Linked DNA regions of Homo sapiens: regions 1 and 2 are each linked to region 3. Evidence: read pairs that join two places in POLR2A ChIA-PET (ENCODE). Cell type or tissue: MCF 10A. All regions are shown on one strand. Links, peaks and the distances in the headings refer to the core of each region. The heading gives the core; the rest is flanking DNA.

Evidence for each region. ChIA-PET counts read pairs that join two places held together with the same protein. Peaks named below come from ENCODE experiments on the same cell type or tissue, not always from the same donor. Only the 100,000 strongest peaks of a DNase experiment are listed, where the experiment ranks them.
Region 1: POLR2A ChIA-PET joins it to region 3 with 13 read pairs; 7 of 35 experiments call an interaction of 5 or more read pairs at or near these places.
Region 2: POLR2A ChIA-PET joins it to region 3 with 13 read pairs; 4 of 35 experiments call an interaction of 5 or more read pairs at or near these places.

What each region holds. Positions count from the first base shown.
Region 1 is chr12:45,332,554-45,340,903 of GRCh38, forward strand. All of the region lies in intron 3 of ANO6 (anoctamin 6), which reads left to right. Among named protein-coding and RNA genes, the nearest start is that of ANO6, 120 kb to the left of the region's middle. In MCF 10A, for the core only: no CTCF peak of the experiment used is centred there; DNase peaks (open chromatin) are centred at 4,008 and 4,658.
Region 2 is chr12:45,285,622-45,293,971 of GRCh38, forward strand. All of the region lies in intron 1 of ANO6 (anoctamin 6), which reads left to right. Among named protein-coding and RNA genes, the nearest start is that of ANO6, 74 kb to the left of the region's middle. In MCF 10A, for the core only: no CTCF peak of the experiment used is centred there; a DNase peak (open chromatin) is centred at 4,770.
Region 3 is chr12:45,229,097-45,237,446 of GRCh38, forward strand. The region is part of intron 1 of ANO6 (anoctamin 6); the gene reads left to right. Among named protein-coding and RNA genes, the nearest start is that of ANO6, 17 kb to the left of the region's middle. In MCF 10A, for the core only: no CTCF peak of the experiment used is centred there; DNase peaks (open chromatin) are centred at 4,005, 5,515 and 6,345.

The sequences.
Region 1 (8,350 bases), core at 1,877-6,876, 100 kb after region 3:
TTCTAATTCTGCCACTCTGTTGGAGTAATTCTAGTTGTAACAAACAAGCTCCCAGATGACAGGGACTTAACACAAAAACAGAGTGTTTATTGTTCACGTCAAGGTCAAATGTAGCATCCCTGTTTGGCACATAGTTTGGGGTTGGGCCTCTGTCCTTTGCAGTTATCAAGAAACCCAAGCCTGACAGAAGCTCTGCCATATTCGCCAGGTAGACTCCCGGGTCATCCCGAATATCAACATAGATAAATGGTAGATAAGATGAAGAAAGTACTCATGCTGCTTTACCACTTTGGCCTCAAAGTAACTACATCAGTTGTGCTCATATGCTACTGGTCAGAACTCAGAAGAGTGGAAAGTATCGTTTCTGGCTGGGTAGCTATGTGACTTAGGCAAATTTTCAAATCAATTTTTTTTTTCTTTTTTATGTTTGACATCTCTAAAATCAGTTGGATCTTACAAATGCTGTATCATAATTTCATTGTTGAATTTTTTCTTATTAATACATAAAATATTGGCTCACCATACAATCAATGGCATCTTAGATTCAGGGAAATTGGATCCTAATACTTAGCCTATATAATTATGGTTAAGATTAAATAAAATAACATATAGATGTTACATAATTTTTTAGCATTATTAGATCATAAATTTTAATTCTTGTATCTTCCCATTTGGGATTTTCTTAAAATAATGCCCTGATATGAAAAGGCATGACTTTCCTGTTATTATACAATTTTATCACTAAAGTAAAACAGCTTAGGGTACTTTAATTTTCCTGTGGACACTAAGATATTTTATGCAGTCATAGTCACCATCATCAAATATTCATTAAGTATCCATATGCCAATGGATCTGGATTGAGCAATATATAAAGTAAGTTAAACAGATCTAATACATTAAAGTATAAAAGAAACAGTTCTGGTTTTAAACAAGAGCTTTACTGCCATGATGAAGGGCCCTAGAGCTGCTTACATTAATCAGTTCTGCATTTGCTTCAGACAGAAACATAGGTCCCAAGGTAACTCTCATAAATAAGGAGGAAAAAAATCATCATTAATTTTGGCAATCCTTGAACTCATGGATTGATATACCTTGATGTTCATTTTTATAAGCTGTGCTTTGAAGTGTTTTCAGACTGTATTTGCACATATTACTTAATTTATATATACTTCACCGAAATTCAAAGCTTAACTTTGGAATCATGTTTTTCTTCATTGGAAAAACATTTGTGAGTTCCATTGTACTCCTTGTCAGGCCTTATTGAGGATTTAGGACAATACCAAGGAAAGGCAATTCAAAATCCTGTTTTCTTTGAAAGAAAAAAAACTTATGTGTAAACCATATTGATTTCCTAAAGCAACCCCAAGCTTGACTTCACCAGAGTTTATCTAAAGGATATTGTTAAACACTTTATAGGGCTGGAGAAAGATAGAAGTGACAGGGCTACAAACACCAAAAACATAGAGTATTTAAAAGGATGTATCATCCTTTGAGCAAAAAGAAAATAATTTTCTAGCCAAACCTCCAAATATCATGTAACTTGGGCCACTCATATGACCAAAAACACTTAAGAAACATACCTTCCTTTAAAAAGCATAAACCATTTACATTTAGATTTTACATGAGGATGATTGTAAGTTGCTTCAGCAACAAACGCTCGTTTAGTCTGTACTGGGCTTGGCACAGAATGTTTGAATGTTTTAAATCACAAATAACAGGAAAACCAAACTCAAAATGGCTTAAATGCTAAAAGGAAATAATTATTTTCTCATTTAAGTAGTCTAGAGATACAGCCATTTCTGGATTAGTTTATTGGCTCAATGAAGTCATTCCATCCTCCTGCTCTGCCATCCTCAATATTTTGGCTCTTAAATTGTCTTCCCTTGATTTTAAGATGGCTGCTGCAACTCCAGGTAGCCAGAGGCAGAGAGAAGGAATGCCCCTTCTCAGGGCTGTTTTTTAAGAGGGAAGAAAGCTCCTCTGGAAGGGCCCTTTGCAGATTTCCTTTCACAATTCATTGTCTGTTACAAGTCTCTTCCTAAATCAACTACTGGAAATATGAATGGAATTATTGCATAGGATTGGTCTTTCATCTCTTGAGTCACCTGATCACAGAATACCTAAAGAACAAGCAGGCTTTTCTTAGTAATAAAGAGGGGAGAATGGCTGTTCCGTAGGCAGCCAGCAGTATCTGGCACAGTAGATGATTAAATATATCTAAATATGTTTGATCCATATTGTAAAGAGCAAAGATGTTTTACATAAAACAAATTCCCATATATTTCTCCAACTCCTCTTGCTCAGTTTTGTTAGTAATTGCTGCTTTCTTCCAGAACTGCTAACAATCGGCAGAACTGATCTTTTGAATTTTGTTTTGTCTGATGCTTGCCTTCAAACCGATGTGTTAGTGACCAAGTAATGGTACAATTCAGATGAGGGTGAAGATGGGGAAGAGGTCTAGGTAGTACAAAAACAGTGGGAACAACCCTGAATATGATTTATTTATTTACTTTAAAAAAATTATCCATTCCTAAAAGTTAATGGAAAATTTATGTCCTTGAAGTTGAAAAGTTTATATATGGAAGTATATATTTGTATTTCATATCTGACCTTAAGAATTCTTTAGTGTATGGCAAAAGGATCTGGCCAGTGGAGACTGTAGGATAGAGAATTTTTTTAAAATTAGTGATCAAAGTTAAATTTATCTAATTATAATTTAATTCAAACTTTCAAATACCGTGAGACAACTAACTGGTTATAGAGCCTGTGAGCTTCTAAAAACTGTTATCCATTGTTTTGGATTAATCATCATGAGACCAGAACAGTTTTCCTAGAGTCTGGATGAGATCTCTTGGGAAATGTTTAAAAACTTACCAAAAAGTTTTACTATGATGAACATGATATATCACTCCTTTTATTGAGATCTACTATCCTTTAAGTAAAGCTTTATAATACAGGTTAAGCATCCCAAATCCAAAATGCACCAAAACGCAAAATTTTTTGAGTGCTGACTTGACGTTCAAAAGAAATGCTTAGTGGATCATTTTGGATTTTCAGATGTGGGATGCTCAGCTGGTAAGTATAATGTAAATATTCCAATTTCTTAAAAAGTCCAAAATTAGAAATACTTCTAGTTCCAAGCATTTTGGATAAGAGATATTCAACCTGTAGTGTCCATGCAGATCTTGTACATTTTTATTAACTTTTTCCAATTACTGAAAATTTTTGTTGCTATTGTCAGAGGCATTTTAAATGCAGTTATGATTTACTGTGTGTAAAAGAAGTCTATTGATTTCTGTGAGTGCTAAGAACCTTGATAAGCTCTTTTTAGTTTTAGTAGTTTCTAATACTATTAATTTTCCCAAATGAAGACCATATTGTCTACAAATGATGACAATTTTGTTCTTTCTTTGCCATATTTATACTTTCTTTTTCTTGTCTGAGTGCAATGGCTATGACCTCTTGAACAAAACCAATACACATAGTAGTCACTATTGTATTGTTCCTGATTTTAATGGGAATGTTTCTAAAATTTCACTATTAAATATTACACTTGCCATACATTTTTGATAGATTTCTTTTAAAAAGTTAAAGGAGTTCCCTTTTAGTCCTAGATTGCTAAGCATTTTTATAATAACTGGGTTTTAAAGCTTATCAAATGCTTTTTCTTATATCTATTGAGGTGATCATATGGCTTGGTTCCTCATTAAGTCTTATGCATATTAAGTATTTGGTTATTTTTGCCTAATAAGATAGTATTATAACTGATAGTATAGTATAACTCAAAGCATTCATTTATTAGCTTTAATATACAATGTGTACTTTTTATAGTTATTAGCACCCTACTTATTTATGTTAATACTACATTAAATTATTTATGTATGGTCATAAGTTGCTTAATGATGTTTCAGTCAACAATGTACCACATATACCATGATGCCTCTTAAGATTGTAACACAGCTGAAAAATTCCTGTTGCCTAGTGACATCATAGCTGTCTTAACATGGTAGTGCAATGCATTACTCACATGTCTGTGGTCATGCTGGTATAAACAAACCTATTAGGCTGGGCTGCTAGTCATATAAAAATATAGCACATACAATCATGTATAGTACCGAACGCTTGTTAATGGTAATAAATGACTATGTTACTGGTTTATGTGTTTACTATACTATAATATATTTTAAAAGTATACTTTTTATCATTATTTTAGAGTATATTCCTACTTATAAAAAATAAATAAAAAAAGGAAGTTAACTGTAAAACAGCCTCAGGCAGGTACTTCAGGAGGTATTCCAAAAGAAGGCACTGTTATCACAGGAGATGACAGCTCTATTTCTGTTCCTGCCCCTGAAGACCTTCCAGTGAGACAAGATGTGGAGGTGGAAGACAGTGATACTGATGATCCTGACCCTGTGTAGGCCTAGCTAATGTGTGTATTTGTGTCTTAGTTTTCAACAAAAAAGTTTAAAAAGTTAAAAATTAAAGATAGAAAAATATTTGCAATAGAATAAGGATATAAAGAAAGAAGTTTTGTACAGCTGTAGAGTGTGTTTGTGTTTTAAGCTAAGTGAGCAGTGTTATAAAGTCTGCAGTAGTGCACATAATGTCTTAAGCCTTCAGGTTCAGTCACCACTCACTTGCTGACTCACCCACAGCAACTTCCATGCCTGCAAGCTCCATTCATGATAACTGCCCTAAACTGGTATACCATCTGTAAAATGTTTATACAGTATTTTTACTGTAGCTTTTCTATATTAAGATACACAAATACTTACCATGGTGTTACAGCTGCCTGTGGTGTTCAGCTCAGTCTCATGCAGTGCAGGATTGTAGCCTGAGAGCGGCAGGCCATTCCATATACCCTAGGTGTATGGTAGGCTACACCTTCTAGGTTTGTGTATGTTCATATGTACACTCTATGGTGTTCACACAAAGATGAAATCACATTCTCAGAACGTATCCCTGTTGTTAAGCAATGCATGAATGAATTTATAATTTATTAAATAGTATTCGATGCTTACATATTGAGTGTAAAAAAAGTTGAATTCATAGAAGTAGATAATAGAATAGTGATTAGCAGGGGCTGGAGGTGAGAGGATGTTGGGGAGATGTTGGTCAAAGGATACAAAATTTTAGTTAGATAAGAGGGATAAGATTAGGAGAACTATTGTACAGCTGACTCTATTTGATAATATATTCTTGAAAACTGCTAAGGAGTAGATTTTAAGTGTTTTTACCACAAAAGTTTGTGACGTGTAAATGCATATGTTAATCAGCTTGATTTTGGCTTCCATTATATATGCATATTTTAAAACATGTTATACATAACATTTTTATTTATCAATTAAAATAAATATAAATGTTAGGAGGGAAGTGGAAAAAAAGTATTTAAGGTCACCTATGGAAATATATCAAGAATGAAAGTAATTAAAGACTAAATCAGGGTAAAAGAAATATAAAAGCCAGAAAAATAAAATGAAGCCATGTGTCAGAGTAATAAAATGATTTATTATCAACCATAAGTTCTTGTTCAGAAGTTAGAGATCAGCTGCAAATTTGCCTCTCAACTTCTTAGTTGCCAAAGAATATAAGAGGATTTTATTAATAACATAATTTAAAGTTTCATCACAATAAAAACAAAACTGGTTGTTCCAAAGCAACACAGTGTTCTGGTAGGAAAGATCCTCCTGAGAAAAATTTGTCTCATGAATCCTCATAAAGAGGAAGGCATGATTGCATAGACTAAAAATTGGCTTACCTTCTTCAAATTGAAGAAATAAAGGGACAGCAGAAGGTGAGGGGCACTATGAGGAATCAGAACAGCGTGGAAAGTTTGCCTGGGAATGACATTTGCAACAGGTAGTTCATGAATTGGAAACTTGAGCCTCATGTTAAGATAGGCTCAGTAAGAGATATGGCAGCCAGTGTTGGGTGGTTTTACTTCCCAGCTAACTTTTGGCAGGTGTTCTGTCTTTTGTTTTAGGGAGTGAAGTCAGATCTATCTTTAGCTCCTAAATATTTTAGACTAAAGCAGGGAGGTCTTTATATTTTTATCTTTTCCCTTGCTTTACAGTCTACTTGTTTATGCTAAGATTGTAGGTAAAAAGGAATAAATTAAATTAGAATCAGCAGTTTCAAATTACAGCTATGAAATGCGTTGCTGGTATAAGCACATTTGGTTTTATTTTTGAGTATTACCACCAAGAGCAATGAATCCAATTCTTGCTTCTTATTTCCAAAATGGGAAGTATCTCTGGGCTGAAGCCTTAAAAACAGAGAGGACAATGAAATTCTGAAAAGCAAGACCTGATTATTCTATTTTATCCTACTGGGGGAATTAACAACGAGTTCACAAAGACATGGAGAAGAGAAAACCCTTTTTCTGATTGCTCCTCCTGAGGTCTGGCTGTAGGTTGAATGAAGAGGCTGTCATTTACCTGGTACCAGCAGGGCAAATGTGTCACCTTTTTAAAAGATCATCTGTAAAGGGGTACAGCAGGATTGGCAAAAATCAGCTATACCAAATTCTCTCATAAAACAGGCTTGACAGGGATAAATCATCACAAAAGAATAGCTGCTTGTGTGCACTTGTACATGCATATATGCACAGAAAAAGGTGTGTCCTAGAAAATAGGATTTACTAAACTTGTCCTATGAGAAGTCACCTGGGTTGCTTGTTAAAAATAGATTGTCCAGGCCCCATCCCATACATGCTGAGTCAGTACTTCCAGGGGAGAGGTTCAAGAATCTACATTTTAAATAAGCTCTCCAAAGTTGTTCCTTTAAGCAGATAAGTTTGGAAAACACTTTACTGAAAAACTTTATTGTACACTTAATTAATAGAATAGTTATCTTGGCAGTGAATTATGGGTGTTTATTTTTTCTTCTTTGAAAATTTGTTTTCTGTGTTACTCAGAATGAGCATTTATTTCTTTTGTGATTTGATTTAAAAGTCGTATTTGGAAGTGAACTTCAGCTAAATATTCACTCCATCCTATGTTTATCATTTAAAATGCTCGTCTGTTTTTTGTCCCCTAGTGAACATACATTACTCAGTTGAGTAAATTCCTCATCAGATCAGTCCACTAACATTAAATGTTTTTATCACCAACACGTGAATTTAAATTAAGTTCTGATTAAATAATGTATTCTGCTTACCAAACCTTCGGGAGAACTAATAAATAGCACAGTAATTAGACTAATTTTTTTTCCACAAATTAAGTACCTATGATGTATTTCTCTTGCGTTTTTGTAGGTTAAAAAAAGATTGGCAAGTTGAAAATACAATGACAGCACCATCAATACTTTGCCTAACAAAGCTATAAGAATATTTGAAATCAATCTATTCATATATTTCATTAATCCCAACTGGTTTCTACTTTATCATCATAGTATATTCATTAATTTTACTACTTAGACATTGCAGTCCCTGCTTTTTACACTGAAAAAGGTGGGTAATAGAAAGAAAATGGTAGATATTTGTGTTTACAATCAGTACTATTACTGTGTAATTCGCAAGTAAGTCCTTCACAACAATGACTTTACTAAGCCAAATGAGATGTGTAATGTGTAATGTGTAATCTAGGGTGCGTAGGGATAGAAAGCTTCCTTAATTATGCCAGTCTGTCCTTTGTGATTTTGATTGCTTTATTCTTTATTTCCCTGACAGCTTTATTAACCTCTCAAAAGAGGTATGAATAAGATACTGGTTTCTGGAGTGTGGCAGGTGCTTTTGTCCTTTTTCACCTTGAACCTCCAGTACCATTCTCCACCATCAGTAATAGAATCACATGCATCATTTTGTGATGTACCTAGGTCCTCAGTGATTACAGTCACTTTGGCTTTACTAGAATTCTAGTAGGTTAAAAAATAAAATGTGGTTGCACTGCAAATGAATTTGCTCCCATAGAGATGTACACATTTACAACACAGGTTAATTTATGACTAGCCTTTTTTGTTTTTTTAGTCAGTGAGCCTCGTTTAAACATTTTATGCTGCCAAATAAAGATCATAGACTATCAGTTTAGGTTCTTATGTATAAGGTTTCCAGTAAGGCACATAGATAATTTTTACTTTAAAATTGTGTGGCCTCAGGTATTCATTTATTCAGCAAATATTTATTGAGCAATGGCTATGTCAGCCAATATGCAATATTAATTATCTTTCATTTTTAACATGGAAGACAGCTCTACCCTAATTTTTTAAATGTCAAGAACACTGTTACTTATCCAAGTGTAAATTCTACAGTGAAGTAAAGATGATTTCATGTTAAAGAGACTTAAGCAATCTTTTCTTAAGTAAGCAGTCCTTTCCTGATATGTGCCTATTTGACAAATATAGCACATAT
Region 2 (8,350 bases), core at 1,690-6,689, 56 kb after region 3:
AGGAGGCTGAGGCAGGAGAATCGCTTGAACCCGGGAGGCAGAGGTTGCAGTGAGCCGAGATCGCGCCACTGCACTCCAGCCTAGCAACAGAACAAGACTCCGTCTCAAAAAAAAAAAAAAGAAAAAGAAAAAAAAAGGCTCCCAAGTAATTGTGTGGAGCACCTGCATCAATGGGATGGTCTGGAGAGGAGGTCATTGTGAGTGTTGTAGGCTGAAAGAGATCAGCACCCTGTGGCACAGGGCCAGGTGCTTCTTTCTGAGACTCCTCCTCCCCACTGGAGGTCTGAGTTTCCCTCAGATAGCTGCCTTATTCAGAGCACTTGGTGAAGTCCTTAGTTAAGATAGCCATTGCGGTTGCTACCCCTTCAGCAGTAAGAGAATGGCTGGGGCCTGATCTGGATATCCTGCTTCTGAAAAATTACCTGAGGCTACTGGGCTGTGGAAGGTTGAACAAGAAAAAGGCTTCTACTGATAGAGTTGCACTTGACTCCTTCCCTGTTTTACCTCTGAGCAGCAGCAACAGCACGATGGGCAGTGGCTGGATATGAATTTATAATTTTTTAAAGAGAGATCTCCTCGTGTTGCCTAGGCTGGACTTGCACTCCTGGGCTCAAGCAATCCTCCTGTCTCAGCCTCCTGAGTAGCTGAGACTATAGGTGACTGGGACTTGAATATGAATTTAAATAATCTTAACCGTAAAGGCATTCAGTTATATTTGGCCTAAAATAATACCCTGAACTAATAAAACATCCATCCAGAAGGAATTTTTATTGTTTCAGTCCATTATTTAACCGATGACTTAAAAAATATCCATACATTCAAGATTTAAGTAGGGGGTATGATTTAGAAATACAACAGAGAATGCAAAAAATGGAATTTAGATAGAGCTAATGTGTTTTGAGTTCTCCCCACTTTCAGTATTAGACCAAATTTACATATGGTTTTCCTTATCTTCAGTGTGACCTAACATTTAATAAACTATCATCAGCAACTTTATTTCTCAACAGCTATCTTCCTAAAGCTGTATACCCCTCTTTTAAAAATGAAAAGAACTTCAGGCAGGATTAAGCATAACATTTTTTCCCCTCTCATTTGCAATACAAGTAGCTAATGTTTGTCAAGTGTTTACTATGTGTAAGTAACCAGGCTAAACACTTCACATGCCACAACTCATTTTATCCTCAAGACAACCCTGAGGGGTAAATACTAGTCCCATTTTCCAGGTGCAGACACTGAGGGGGATAGGAAGGTTGAATGATCTAAGCTCCCGTGGTTAGGAAGTGGTAGGTCTGGGATTTGCATTCAGGTCTGTCTTACTCCAGCAGCCAGTCTTATATTAGTTATGCATTCATTTGGTCAGTCATTCAAGAGATTAATGATGGATCGCCTAACATGGCCCAGGAACTATCCTAGGTGGTTGGGATTCAGCCATGAACAAGGTGAGATCTCTACTCTTATGGAACTTACATACTTTATGCGTAATTACTAATTAAGTGCTAAAGGAAAGTACAGCAGGGCAAGCTAACAGAATGATGGCTCTTCTCTAGGGCTGCTTAAATTAGAATTTCAGGGACAACCTCTCTGAGACAGGGATATTGAACAGAGAGCTGAATAATGTGAGAGAGAATGCTACCTAAGGCCGAGTGCGCAGTGTAATATAGTGGTTAAAAGCATAACCTGTGAGCTCCGGGGTTCACATTTTGATTCCACTGCTCACTAGCTGTGTGATCTTATGCAAAATACCTAACTTCTCCATGCCTCTTCATCAGTGATATGAAGGTAACTGTTGTACTTTTCTTACCTTGCAGAACTGCTGTGAGAATGTAATGCGTTCATATATGAAAAGGACTTAGCTATAGAATAGGCACTGGAATCTATTGCACGCTCTTAAGTGTGAGCTGTATTATCCATAGAAGCCCTGTGGGAATGGTGAAAAGTAGCTGGCTCCTGGGTAGGTTTTGAAAATTTGGCGGACAGGATTTACTGAGAAATTGGATGTAGGAGAATAAGGAAAAGGAGTCAGGGATGACGTCAGTAATTTTGGTCTGGTTAATTTGGTGAATTTTGGGGCATTTACTGAAGTGGGAAAGGCAAGGTATAGCAAACCTCTTTTGAAGGGAAGACACAGTGGAGGGTAGATATGCTAAAACTGGGATGCTTCTTGATGTGTTGGTCTTCTGTTCATTGTGGAAAATTTGGAAAACGTCAAGTATTAAAATATTAAAGATCACCTGACATCCCACTACTCCTTATCCTTTTGCTTACATTTTTTTAACCCCATATAAGTCTTAGATCATATAAAACATAACAATTTTTAAAATTATATACCCTTTAGTTTATTGGAAAATGGCTTATGGCAAGGGGGAGAGTTAAAGTAGAGGTAAGATGATAAAAGCCCCAGCACCACGAGAGTCCCCTCCACCCGTCAGATGGTCGTTATGGACTGAAGCCTCAGAAGAGCTCTCCCTAAAGGACAGCAGAGCATGTAGTAGGTCTCATTCCTGCTCACCCATCTAGGTGTTAGAAAGCACCTACTGCCTGGTACAGCCTAGCCTACAACAGCTAAAGGATTATTTTTTTAAAGCTACACTTTTTTGTGTGTGGTGGTGCAATACACATAATCTAAAACTTACCATTTTAACCATTAAGTGTATAGTTCAGCACTTAAAAGCATTAAGTACATTCACATTGTTGTGCAACCATCACCACCATCCATCTCCAGAATCATTTTCATCTTGAAAAAGGTTGTTACTGAAACTACCAATTAAACAATAACTCCCCATTCCCCCTTCTCCTGGCAACCTCCATTCTACTTTCTGTCTCTGTGAATATGACTATTCTAAGTACTTCATATATGTGGAATCCTACATTCTTTGTCCTTTTGTGACTGGTTTATGTTGCTTAGCCTGATGTCCTCAAGATTAATCTATGTTGTAGTATATGTTTGAATTTTCTTCCTTTTTAAAGCTGAATAATACTCCATTATGTTTTATTACCCATTTCATCAGTCAGTGGACACTTGAATTGCTATTGTAAATGTTGCTATGAACATGGATGTCCAAATATTTGTTAGAGCTCCTACTTCTAATTCTTTTGGGTATATATTATAATACATAACTTTTTTGTTTGTTTGTTTTGTTTTGTTTGACGGAGTCTCACTCTGTCGCCCAGGCTGGAGTGCAGTGGCACTATCGCAGCTCACTGCAAGCTCCACCTCCTGGGTTCAAGCCATCCTCCTGCCTCAGCCTCCCGAGTAGCTGGGACTACAGGCGCCTGCCACCACGCCCGGCTAATTTTTGTATTTTTTTTTTAGTAGAGACAGGGTTTCACCGTGTTAGCCAGTAATATATAACATTTTATAATCTACTTTTTCACATAGAGATATATTGCTGAAATTTTCTGTCATGAATATTCTATAAATTATTTTAAATAATTGCATTATATACAGTCATATAGCTGTACCCTAATTGATTTAAGCAATCAAGTATTTCCTAGTAGAATTATAAGATCAAAGGGTATGAATTATTTTTATTTTATTATTATTATTACTTTTTTTTTTTTTTTGGACATGGTCTGACTCTGTTTCCCAGGCTCAAGTGCAGGGGTGCAATCTCAGCTCACTGCAACCTCCACCTCCCAGATTCAAGCTATTCTCCTGCCTCACCTTCCTGAGTAGCTCGGATTACAGGTGCCTGCCACCACACCTGGCTAATTTTTGTATTTTTTCAGTAGAGATGGGGTTTCACCATTTTGGTCAGGCTGATCTTGACCTCAGGTGATCCACCCGCCTTGGCCTCCCAAAGTACTGGGATTACAGGTGTGAGCCACTGTGCCCAGCCGGGTGTGAATAATTTTAAAGCTTTTGCTATACTCACCAAATTGCTACCCAAAAAGCTTATACCACCCCACACTGCCAGTGTGTTTATTCCCAGCATCTTTGCTAATATTAGATATTAATGACTATTTTCTGTTCATTTGGATAATTAAAAGTAGTATATCAATTCTGATTTTCCTTTTATCCAAATTTAGGATTTACTTTCTGAGTTAGAGTTTATTTGTAGCTGATTACTGGGGGAAATACTAATTTGGTAAATACTCAATTTGTGAGATGATTAGAGGAAATGAGACCCTATGGGGTCTTTCCCTTTTCCAGTCAATTAGTTTTTCATTTGAAGGTAATTGGCCAACCTTTTGCTCTGTGTGTATATGACAAGCAGCTGTACTGAGGTTTTGTGTAATCTGTTATTGGGTGCTGAATATATTCGTAGTTATTACAGGCTCACAATTCCTTAGAATTCAAACATCCATAAAGTGCTGAAAAAAATTTTTTTGGTAATTCCTTTGGTTATAAAACCTGACAGAGCTGAACTCATTTGATGTAGATATCTGACCTCAACCAACACAAGACCATTTACATTTTTCATTATCCTCCCCCTCAAATGAATATTTATATTATCTGGCTGCAAAATATGAATGTGTTTGGGTAAGGCATGCTGTTCCAGACTTCACTGGGGGTGCATTAGTAATAGAGACAATATATACATGTAAAATTTTTTTTTTTTTAATTCTGAAAAATTCTGAATTCTGAAACACTAGGTTTTGGCATCACAGGTTTTGGATAAGGTCATGTGAACCTATAGCGGCTTTTTTTTTCCTTTCATTTTTATGTTCTCATTCCTTCTAGGCAGCAAAAACTGGTTTTGAAATCAGGCCTACTCTGATAGGTTAAGCATGAAGTTATGACTCAAATGTACTTGGAGCTGAAAGACAATAGGAATTTAAAAGTGGTGTCTTCTTTCATCCCCAGGCCATGTGCAATCACTATAATCTGGGAACTGACAGGTCAGCGACTAGAACCAAGTTTCAGCTAAGCCACAACCAGTTGCAAACCCAGGATAATGTTGAACTGAGAGCCTGAGGGTCTTAGGAGACCTGAACCAGTTAGACTGTGAAGCAATAGTAGTAGTGTTCCAAGATGTTATTGGAACATATTTCTACAATTAATACTGTTTGCCATTTATAGAATATCAGCTGTCTAAACCAGGCTTTTAAAATACCAAATTGGCAAAATTAAATAATATTACTCTTCAGCTATCTATTTTTAATGGTAAATCTAAGTTTTTAAAAGTCTGTTTATTAAATGCTAAAAGTTGCAGAAATGAAAAAGCAGATCCACAATTTCATATGAGATGGCAAGTTGTCCAAATACCAAAACAATTCTGAAAAAGAATAAAGTCAGAGGATTCATGGGTTCTGATTTCAAAACTTAATGACAAAGCTACAGTGATCAAAATAGTGTGGTCTTGGGTACAGATAGATATATAGACTAATGGAATAGAATCAAGAGTCCAGAAATAAACCCACATGTCAATGGCCCAACTGGTTTTTGAAAAGCGTGCCAGATACACTCAATGAGGAAAGAAGAGTCTCTTCAACAAATGGTGCTGCAGCAACTGGATTTCCACATGCGAAAAGAGCAACGTTCAATCCCACCTCACATCACAGACAAAAATTAACTCAAAATGGATTAACCCACGTGCAAGAGCTAAATTCATGAAGAAAACATAAGGGAATAACTGTTGGGCATGGTGGTGCATGCCTGTAATCCCAGCTACTCAGGAGGTTGAGGCAGGAAAATCGCTTGAATCCAGGAGGCGGAGGTTGCGGTGAGCCAAGATCGCGCCATTGCACTCCAGCCTGGGCAACAAGAGTGAAACTCCGTCTCAAAAAAAAAAAAAAAAAAAAAAACACAAAGGAAAATCTTTATGACCTGGATTTGGCAGTAGATTCTTAGATATAACATCAAAAACATGAACAAAAAAAAAATTAAAAATAGATAACGGGACTTGAGAAAATTAAAAATTTTTGTGCATCAAGGGATATTAAAAAAGTGAAGGCAGCTTACAGAATGGGAGAAATATTTGGAAATCATGTATCTGATAAGTCTTTAATATCCAGAATATATAAATAACTCCTGAACACAGCAAAAAGACAGACTCAGTTGGAAAATAGGCAAAGGACTTGAGCATTTTTGATGTTTTTCCAAAAGAATATGTACAGATATCTAATAGCACAGGAGGGAATGCTCAACATCATTCACCATTAGGGAAGTGAAAATCAAAACCACAATACCACTTTACACCTACCGGGATGGCTACTATTTTTTTTTTTAATCAAATAAGAGCACACAAAATAGTAAGTGTTGGTGAGTATGTAGAGAAATTAGAACCCTCATACATTGCTGATGGGACTGTAAAATGGTGCAGGCATTGTGAAAACAATTTGGCAATTCCTTAAAAAGCAAACATAATTATCGTACGATCCACAGTTCCAAATCCTAGATATACACCCAAAAGAATTGAAAACAGGGACTCAGATACTTGTATAACAGTGCTCGTTGCAGCATTATTCACAATAGCCAAAAGGTGGAAACAACACCCGTGTCCATCCACAGATGAATGGGGTAAATACAGCGTAGTATATCTGTACAACGAAGTATTATTCTGTCATAGAAAGGAACAAAGTTCTGATATATGCTACAACTTGGATATAACTTGAAAACATTATACTAAGTGAAATAAGCCAGAAACAAAAGGACAAATATTGTATAACTCTATTTATATGAAATATATTAAATAGGCAAATTCATAGAGATAGAAAAAAGATTAGAGATAACTAGGGACTGGGGAAAAGGGGAAGGGGAAATGGGGAATTCGTGCTTAATGGTTAGAGTTTCTGGGGTGATCAGAAACATTTTGGAAATAGTGGTGATGGCTGTGCAACATTGTGAATGTAATTATTGCCACTGAATTATATATTTTAAATGGCTAAAGTGGCAAACTTTATGCTTATATATTACGTTACTGCAATAAATTTTTTTAAGATGGTAAGAGAACTAATGAATTCACAGTGAATCTGATAGGTTTGCAGTGTACATTGAGTTTTTCTATAAAAGCATTAGGTAATCCAGTTGTGTGTGAGAATCAGTAATGTGATAGTTGTTTCCAGCTCTTCCAAAGGACGCATGTTTAACTTCTAGATGTATTTTTAGAGCTGAACTGTTGGGGCAGAGGAGGCTTGTAGGAATAGGGGAAGAGTTCATAAGCAGAGCTGAAACAACACCAAACATGGAAATGTTACAAGGTGGAGAAATTGTGCTTACTGAAACTCTTCTCAGAAATATTGCTGTTTGTGGATGATAGAAATCTTCAGAGTTGTCACTTAAGGTAGAGGTAGGAGGGTAAGAAGCGTCAAGGACTCACCGAATTGTCCATTCCCCCTTTTGTTCTGCTGTGGAATGTTTTGTGCTGCTGGTAAGAACATGTTCCTATTTGGTGAGTTGCTGGAACAGTGAGCAGTGGGCAGAGTGCCGGGGAGGCTCCTTTTTTATAAATATTGTCCAAATATTTGATGAGTATTTGGTCTTGAAGGGACACTGTATTATTAGTCTGCTTTGTGTGTGTGTCACAGTATGGTGCAGTGCAATATGGTTCTGGAAATAGAAGCACTCTCTTATTATCTAAGCAATTACATTTTGAGGAATTGAAGAGCACTAGTAACTGTACTGGAGTGACAAATTTATAATTAATTTCATCATTTGTTTATTTTCTCATTTATTGAGCATCTATAATATGCAAGGTATTGTTTCAGGTTCTTGGAATATAGAGTTGAATAAGACAATGGCTTGCCCTCTAGGAGCTCATGGACTAGTGGAGAAGAAAAACAATGACCACACAGTTTTCTTGTGATAAGAAGGATCAACACCTATCTTTTCCCCAGATTTTATCTTCTATAGTGGTGGGTAGTTGTCAAAAAGTAACCATGTGATAATTTTGAATTCTGTTCAATGTGAGCTGCAAATTTTGCTTATAAAAATCACTCTTTAAAAAAAAAAACCTTTTTCCTATAACTGGATGTCCAACTGAAAAAAATACTGTATTATATTATATTTTATTTTTTTGAGACAGTCTCGCTCTGTTGCCAGGCTGGAGTGCAGTGGCATGATCTCAGCTCACTGCAAGCTCCGCCTCCCAGGTTCACACCATTCTCCTGCATCAGCCTCCTGAGTAGCTGGGACTACAGGTGCCTGCCACCATGCCTGGCTAATGTTTTTTTTTTTTTTTTTTTTTTTTTTTGTATTTTTAGTAGAGACAGGGTTTCACCGTGTTAGCCAGGATGGTCTCGATCTCCTGACCTCATGATCCACCCATCTCGGCCTCCCAAAGTGCTGGGATTACAAGCGTGAGCCACTGCGCCCGGCCAAAATACTGTATTTTAATAGCCAATAATGCAATGATTTTTTGGCTCCACCTATAATAATGTGGCAGGTTTTACTAGACATCCAAATTAG
Region 3 (8,350 bases), core at 1,731-6,730:
GGGATGAGAAGCTGAAAACCTGAATTAGATTATAAGTACTTATGGAGATTAAAAGAAAAGGATACTCTTCTCTGTGGTGAAAGATTATTTCTGCCATCTGTTACAGATATAGATAGCCTCACCTTAATTTGGCCAAGGGTGTGGACAGGCACCCTGCTGTATGTACTGTGGAGAGCTATGTTGAGGAAGAAATGGGCTTCCACGCTGGCCTGTGATCCTTTTAATGTTCCCATGTCAGCCTCTTTTCTTATTCTTGGGCTGTCTATCAATCTCCTCAGTTTTTTTTATTTTTAGTTTTTTTTTTTTTTTTTGAGACAGTGTCTCACTCTGTCGCCCAGGCTGGAGTGCAATGGCGTGATCTCAGCTCACTGCAACCTCCACCTCCTGGGTTCAAGCGAGTCTCCTGCCTCAGCCTCCCGAGTAGCTGGGACTACAGGCGCCTGCCATCACGCCCAGCTAATTTTTATGCTTTTAATAGAGACGGGGTTTCACCATGTTGGCCAGGATGGTCTCGATCTCTTTACCTTGTGATCCGCCTGCCTTGGCCTCCCAAAGTGCTGGGATTACAGGCGTGAGCCACTGCGCCCAGCCTTATTTTAGTTTTTTTAATTCTACCTCTGTCCCATTATTTTCATCAGACAGCTTAGCCTGGCTCTGCACAGAGATGGAGACCTGCCACTACTTAAGCTTTGGTTTTAGACAGATTTGAGTTCAAATTCTGGCCTAGACATTCATCAGCCATGTGACCCTGAATGATTAACACAACTTCCCGCCCACCCCCCACCCGTAAGATGGAACGAATGTTAGAACCTACTTCATACGAAACGGTTGTATCAAATGAAGAATGCCATTTAAAAATCTCACTTTGCAGGATGATGGTGCCTGATACAGTGAAAGCCTTCCAATAATTATAAGGTAACATTATTAATATTGTGGGTAGTTGCTTTTACCTAAGTCTTAACCCAGTCTTACCTCTTTTGTTTTTTATTAGAGATTTCGCCTTTCCCCCAAGGCTGTTCCTTCCACTTATACAGCTCATTGTCACTTTTTGTCTTTTCCATTAAACTGGGAGTATCTTGAGGAAAACTTTCACTTCAGTGAGCAGCATAGTGCCTGATGCGTAGTAGGCAATCAGTAAGTTTTTGTTAAATCTATGGGTAAATGAATAAAAGATAATGATTATTGAAGAGCTATGTGATATGACTGAAAAGGACCTGGTCTTGAGCAGCTTCTTATAACTTTGGGGCCTTGGTTTCCATATCAGAAAAATGTAGGGATAATACAGAAGGGGTAATGATACTCTACTTGGACTATTATAATATTAATATGTATAAAATATTTAACATATATAAAATATAAATTATATATACAAAATACATAATTGATATATATAAAATATACAAGGGATGGTTCCTTGCATGGTCATTGTAAAACAACTAAACGGAGAAATATAAGTGAGGTCATTTAAATAAAATTGCATTTTCCAGTAGATGCATTTCACAACAGAATTGTATCACTTTAAATATATAATTTTAGTATGAAAGGTAAGGTTCATAATAGAATCAGATGACATTTTGATAGTCTTTCTACTAAAGAAAATATCTATGGAATAAGAGCATTTCTTAATTTAGCAAATTTAAGATTTTAAAGTGTCTTGTATTAAGGTCTAAAAAGTAGTGTTCTTGATATTGATCATGTGAATTTTTAATAAAGGAATATTTGTAGTTTTTACTTATTTCAATGGTTATTTTTAAAGGAAAAATTTTAGGCTGGGTGCAGCAGCTTATACCTGTAGTTCCCCAGGAGTTCAAGACCAGCCTGGGCAACTTGACGAAACCTTGTCTCTACAAAAATATAAAAATTAGCCAAGAGTGGTGGTGCATGCCTGTAGTCCCAGCTACTCGGGAGGCTGAGGTGGGAGGACTGCTTGAGCCCAGGAGGCGGAGACTGCAGTGAACCAATATCACACCACTGCGCTCCAGCCTGGGCCACAAAACAAGATTCTGTCTCAAAAAAGAAGGAAAAATTCTAAAATGTTTAATTTTCCTACAAAACTAGAATTTTTATTCCTTAAGTATTGTTAAAGTTTGATATCAAATATAACTTATTAAAAGAGATTAATATAATACCAGGCAAAATGAACACACAAGTTATTACCCTGGTAGTTTGAGTCATTTCAAATTTACTGATATAAAAAATGAAATACTCTCTATCTAATTTGCAAAATAGGTACGTGAATTAATGCTTGTCATTTTGTATGCTTGAAAGTTGGGAGTGACTCAACCTATAACCAAATGTTAGAACTTAAACACTGGCAGGCCCTCTTCAGCATTATCAGACCTAAGAAAAGTTTAGACATTCCATATCATTTGGGTAGGTGAGAGCAAAATGAAAGGAAGAAGGCTGTTTTTATCCCCAAATGAAGTAGAGTTTAAGATTATTCACTTTATATTTAAGCCTTTCATAGGAGTTACTTTTTCTATGAAAGCCAAAATTCCATCTTTCTCTTACTGCATTTAGAATTGCAGTTCTCGTTGTCCACTGGATTTCAGGCTGTACTCTATTTGGAAGATTGCCAGACCATCTCATATTTTCTGCCTCCATTTAAATTTAAATAGTACTTAGTGACCACTGGGTACATGCTTCTATAACGGGCATATCACAGCCTACAAATCATAGAGGAGACATGAACATTTCCAAACAGGCCTTTTATCTGCTCCAAGGGTAAGCAAACACAGCAAAAGGCTTTTGAGCCATGGGTAATCATGGTTTTCCTGAGAGTTACAGTTGCCTTTACTGTGGCTAGTGGCCTGTTTTATACTTCAAAATACTTATTTGGAAGAGTTCAGTCACCATCTTTACTAGATTATTTGGCAAAGAAAAAAATCATCTGAAAGCTGACTGGAATTTGGTAGCAATGAGTCATCTTCATAAATCAAGCCCACTACTTTTTGAAAAAGTCATGTGCATAGAGATTTCATTTAGCTTAGAGCACTGGATTTATCTTGCCTCACAATCTTTATTCAGTAAATATGTGCGGTATATTTAAGGTGTAGAGATAAGGAAGCAGATAGGATCCCATCTTCAATAGAGCTTATATTCTAATAAGTGATAAAATAAAAACTAAAAATGTACACAGAAATGCATTCATTTACCTGATATCTGTTCAGCACCTTCTGTATGTCAGGTGTTGTGTTAGGTACTAGAAATTGAGCAACAAAGAAGACTGAAGTGGCCCCTGTTCTCAAAGTAGGCAGCCTAGCAGGGAAGACAAACATACCAACAGAATAACAGCAGATTATATTTAAAGATCGTGAAAAAAGAGACTGAACCAGGATAGCTGAGAACAGAACCTGGGCATATCCAAAACTAGTTCAAGGGAATGGGCTCTCACTGGGAGATGGCTGACAAGTGCACCTGTTATTTTTATAATTCTAAAAATAACATGGCCTTAGATTATCAACTCTTTACAAAACAGGTCTATGAGAAGGCTCAAGATGTACATTAGATTACTGCGTAAAACACCACAAATGCTTTCAGGCTCACAAGTCCAGTCGTACTCAGGGAATTCACCATGCAGAGGTTTTGTTTATAATGATTTCTACAGCTGTTAATGCACCTTGCAAAGTGGTACTATTGCTAGTGGTTCCAGTGCCCCTTTGTTCCTTGCTGAAATAATAGCCCTGGGTTGGAAGGCAACAAAACTCGGTCAGTCACCCCAGTTCTCTTCATTCTTTCTTTGCATTTCAGTTTAGCATAATTATCTTCCTTTCTTGTGCTAAAGGAGAGGCCATGGAGAGCTTGGACCGCAGCAATTCTGTGTAGCTTCCGGAAGTTTCCAAAGGAGGAAGAAAGAGAGGGAGCAGGTACATCTGTTCCCTGCACTCCATCTTTTCCTCTTGAGGAAGGGAGAGGCAGGGAGCTAGAAGCCAACGGGCCTCTGGATTCTCAGCCAGAAATGGCTCTCCAGACTTCTACTCTACTGGCTGTGGGATGTGACTCATTCCTGTCTGGAGGAAGAGTTTAACCTGACTTCGGCTGGGAGTCACAACCAAGCACGTAGGGCATGAATCACAATCTGTGAGGGTGGAAAATACCTACTGATGACTCTGATATGCTTCTCTCAATATTTGTTGCCCATGAAAAATCCTAATATTAGAGAATCACACTGGGGATTTCCTCCCCTGTGAATAGCCAAAGCACCCTAGTAATAGAGTGATATGGAAGATGCAAATTAAAGCTTGCTTTGTTTTCAGTTCATAGGGCAAAAAATAAAGGGTTGCAAATTCTGTTATCACTTGCTGTTAAACAGTCCTGTGACTTATTTTTCTGTGTAGGGATCTTTCATATGTGATTGAAACTAGCAGGTAATATATCTGTATTATTGTTATATCTAATACCTCTAATTCCTTTCAAATTGGGAATATTGTCTTTATAAATGCCATTGAGATCAAGTATAAGAAATATTAACATTATCTTTTGCCTGTGCTCTTGTCTGAACCCTCTATTCCTAGTACTGCTTATTTAGTCCAGTGATATTTTTGGTTAACATTGTAAAAGCATATTTTACATATAGTAAAATGTACTGTTAACTGTTTAAGTTATGACAGTTGTATAGCCACCACCCAAAACAAGAGATGGAGGACATTTCCAGCACCCTTGTACCCCTTTCATGTCAACCTTCCTCCACATGGTCCCTGCAAGCACTTAAAGACTTCCTCCATAAATTGATTTTGCCCATTCTTGAGCTTCGTTCTAAAGAAATCATGTAAAATGTAGTTTTTTGTGCCTGGCTTCACTTAGCACAATCTTTCTGGGGATTCATCTGTGTTATAGATATCAGTAGTAATCTAGTGTATTGGAACTATAAGAATATCTAGAAAATGTATTTTGAATTAAATCTTGAAGTATTCGTTTCTTATAGGTAGCAGACTAACAATCCTTAACCTTCTAATTCTGTTTTTACTTTAAAGTCAGGTAGCTTTTGGTCTTAGTTATTTTTGTAATCTCTTTAAGCAGTTCACATAATGCCTTGCCAATTATAGGAAATTAGCAAATGTGTTCTTAAGTTGGAAGAGAATGTGTGAGGAAAATTCACTCCTATCTCATTTTACAGAAATTCAGATTTTAATTGTCCTGCTGTAATTGTGAAACTGAACTGCACATTCATTCTGAGGATTATTGCACTGATGAGTTTACTGATGAGTGTGACACTGGTTCGGAGGGAACTGTTTGCAGACTCTCCCTATGTATAAGGAGTTCATGTGTAATAATTTATTTCTCCAGAAGGTCACCTTTTTTCCTACTGATTTTTTTTTACTGGTAAAAATATTGCAAACAGATATTGTTAGTCTCGTTTGGTAACTGAAAGAGCTCTGAGAACGGAAAAGTTAGAGTGACCTATCCAAATGAAGGAGCAGTTCAGTGTTGGTGCAGGATATTAGATTCCAAAATATTTGTTCAGGCCCCTTTTCCAAGTTCCCAGGGAAGTTACTGACACTGATGTTGGTTTCTTTTAAGAATGACTCATGATTTTTCGAGCCTGGTTTCCACTCTTAGTCATCTTCCCTGCCTGAGTTAAAACAGGCTTTAGGCTCTCACTGAATTCCAGCCTTGACAGAACCCCCCACCCCCACCCCTGGGCTTTTGATTCCCACTTCCTAGCTCAGCTACATTCCAGTCTCTGGAACCAATTCTGACTCCAGGCAGGCAAGATGAGACAATTCAGCATTTACTATCAGTCCAGCAGTAACCTTTCAGTTCTAATAATTTGGCTTGTCCTTTTCCTCCTCAGTTGTTCAGACTCCTTTCTCAGAAACATGCCTAGGACCTCAGTCTCTTTAGTTCTTTGGATTCTGTGTTGCTCTTGTCAGTGTTTACTATCAGTCCAGCAGTAACCTTTCAGTTCTAATAATTTGGCTTGTCCTTTTCCTCCTCAGTTGTTCAAACTCCTATCTCAGAAACATGCCTAGGACCTCAGTCTCTTTAGTTCTTTGGATTCTGTGTTGCTCTTGTCAGTGTTTCCTAATCACCCTCTTGCCCTGGAAATAAAGTCCTCTCCAATGTGGTGCTACTTCTCCTCCTTCCTGTAGCAGACTCTGGTTGTGGCCTGTCTGTGCCTACAGATTTAGTGACAGGAGCTGTACTTTTCTGTTCCCTTCTTTAGCTGTCATACTGGTGGTATCTTAAATCTTAGCCCTAAATTGTGATGAAACTGTTGTATTTTCACAAGTCTTCCTTAGTCATATTGTGCTGTCTGTTCTAAGTAGGGCTGTGAATAAGAGTGGGGTACAGTTTCCTGCAATAAGAGATGGGAGGCTTAACTTCAGCTTGGCACGTAAGAAAGATCAAATGTTTACTGCAATGTGGGAAAACCACCTCCTGGGCATAATAGAAATCCAGGCCTGGCAGTAAACAATTCTATTCAAAAGCAGCTTCTCAGGGCTGAGGAATGACCTAGTTGAGTGGCATGACATCTGAGCAGAACTAGCAAGGAGGCTTGGTGGTATGCCGCCTTTTAACTCCAGCACCTGTGGCTCTTGAGCATTCTCCTCATTCTTCAGTATGGAAAATGGATATTTTCTCAGTCTTGTGCAAAAACAGCTTCAAGAAAAGTCCCCTAGTCAAAAATTCCAGTATTTGGAAGTGTACCAGGAGTCCAAAAAGTTGAGAACTACTCCTGGCTTTTTCCTTCCCTCCCTCACACTGACGGCATTCCTGAACTAGCATGCCTGTCTGTCTCTACATTTCTGGGTGACTGCCTCATCCCAGGTGGCCTTCCTCCAGCTGTGAGCTGGGTGTGTTCCCAGGTATTTAATCCACCCTTGGGGCAAGTTCTTCCAGGCAGCCTCCAGTGCCCCTTCCGGGATCCTGGCTGGATCAGGCTGACTGTCCTTGGAAGTGAAAGAGGCTACATATGAAGGGGAGAAGGGTCCTCTCTGCCTCAGGAGAAGGAAATTAGTTACAGGTGCATGCATAGGCAAAATAGCCCCAATCCTGTTGTGATATAACAGAATTTAGAAGACATCTGGCTCAAATTTTAATTTTCAAAAAGTGATAAATTCTGTGAAGAGGTAACCTGTAGAGTTTATTGTCAAATTAATGGTAGAGCTACTGTATGTGCCACTGTCAGTTGTTAATTATTATTATTATTTTTTTAAGTTCTAGGGTACATGTGCACAACATTTAGGTTTGTTACATAGGTATACATGTACCATGTTGGTTTGCTGCACCTATCAACTCATCATTTACATAAAGTATTTCTCCTGATGATATCCCTCCTGCAGCCCCCCACCTTCTAATAGGCCCTGGTGTGTGCTGTTCCCCACCCTGTGTCCAAGTGTTCTCATTGTTCAATTCCCAACTATAAATGAGAACATGAGTTTGGTTTTCTGTCCTTGTGATAGTTTGCTGAGAATGATGGTTTCCAGCTTCATCCATGTCCCTGCAAAGGACATGAGCTCATCCTTTTTTATGGTTGCATAGTATTCCACGGTGTATATGTGCCACATTTTCTTAATCCAGTCTACCACTGATGGACATTTGGGTTGGTTCCAAGTCTTTGCTATTGTGAATAGTGCTGCAATAAACATACGTGTGCATGTGTCTTCATAGTAGAATGATTTATAATCCTTTGGGTATATACCCAGTAATGGGATGGCTGGGTCAAATGGTATTTCTAGTTCTAGATCCTTGAGGAATTGCCACACTGTCTTCCACAATGGTTGAACTAATTTTCACTCCCACCAACAGTGTAAAAGTATTCCTATTTCTCCATATCCTCTCCAGCATCTGTTGTTCCCTGACTTTTTAATGATCGCCATTCTAACTGGTGTGGGTTGGTATCTCATTGTGGTTTTTATTTGCATTTCTCTGATGACGGGGGATGATGAGCATTTTTTCATGTTTCTGTTGGCTGCATAAATGTCTTCTTTTGAGAAGTGTCTGTTCATATCCTTTACCCACTTTTTGATGGTGTCATTTGTTTTTTTCTTGTAAATTTGAATTCTTTGTAGATTCTGGATAGTAGCCCTTTGTCAGATGGGCAGATTGCAAAAATTTTCTCCCATTCTGTAGGTTGCCTGTTCACTCTGATGGTAGTTTCTTTCACTGTGCAGAAGCTCTTTAGTTGAATTAGATCCCATTTGTCTATTTTGGCTTATGTTGCCATTGCTTCTGGTGTTTTAGACATGAAGTCCTTGCTGATGCCTATGTCCTGAATGGTATTGCCTAGGTTTTCTTCTAGGGATTTTATGGTTTTAGGTCTAACTTAAGTCTTTAATCCATCTTGAATTAATTTTTGTATAAGGTGTAAGGAAGGGATCCAGTTTCAGTTTTCTACATATGGCTA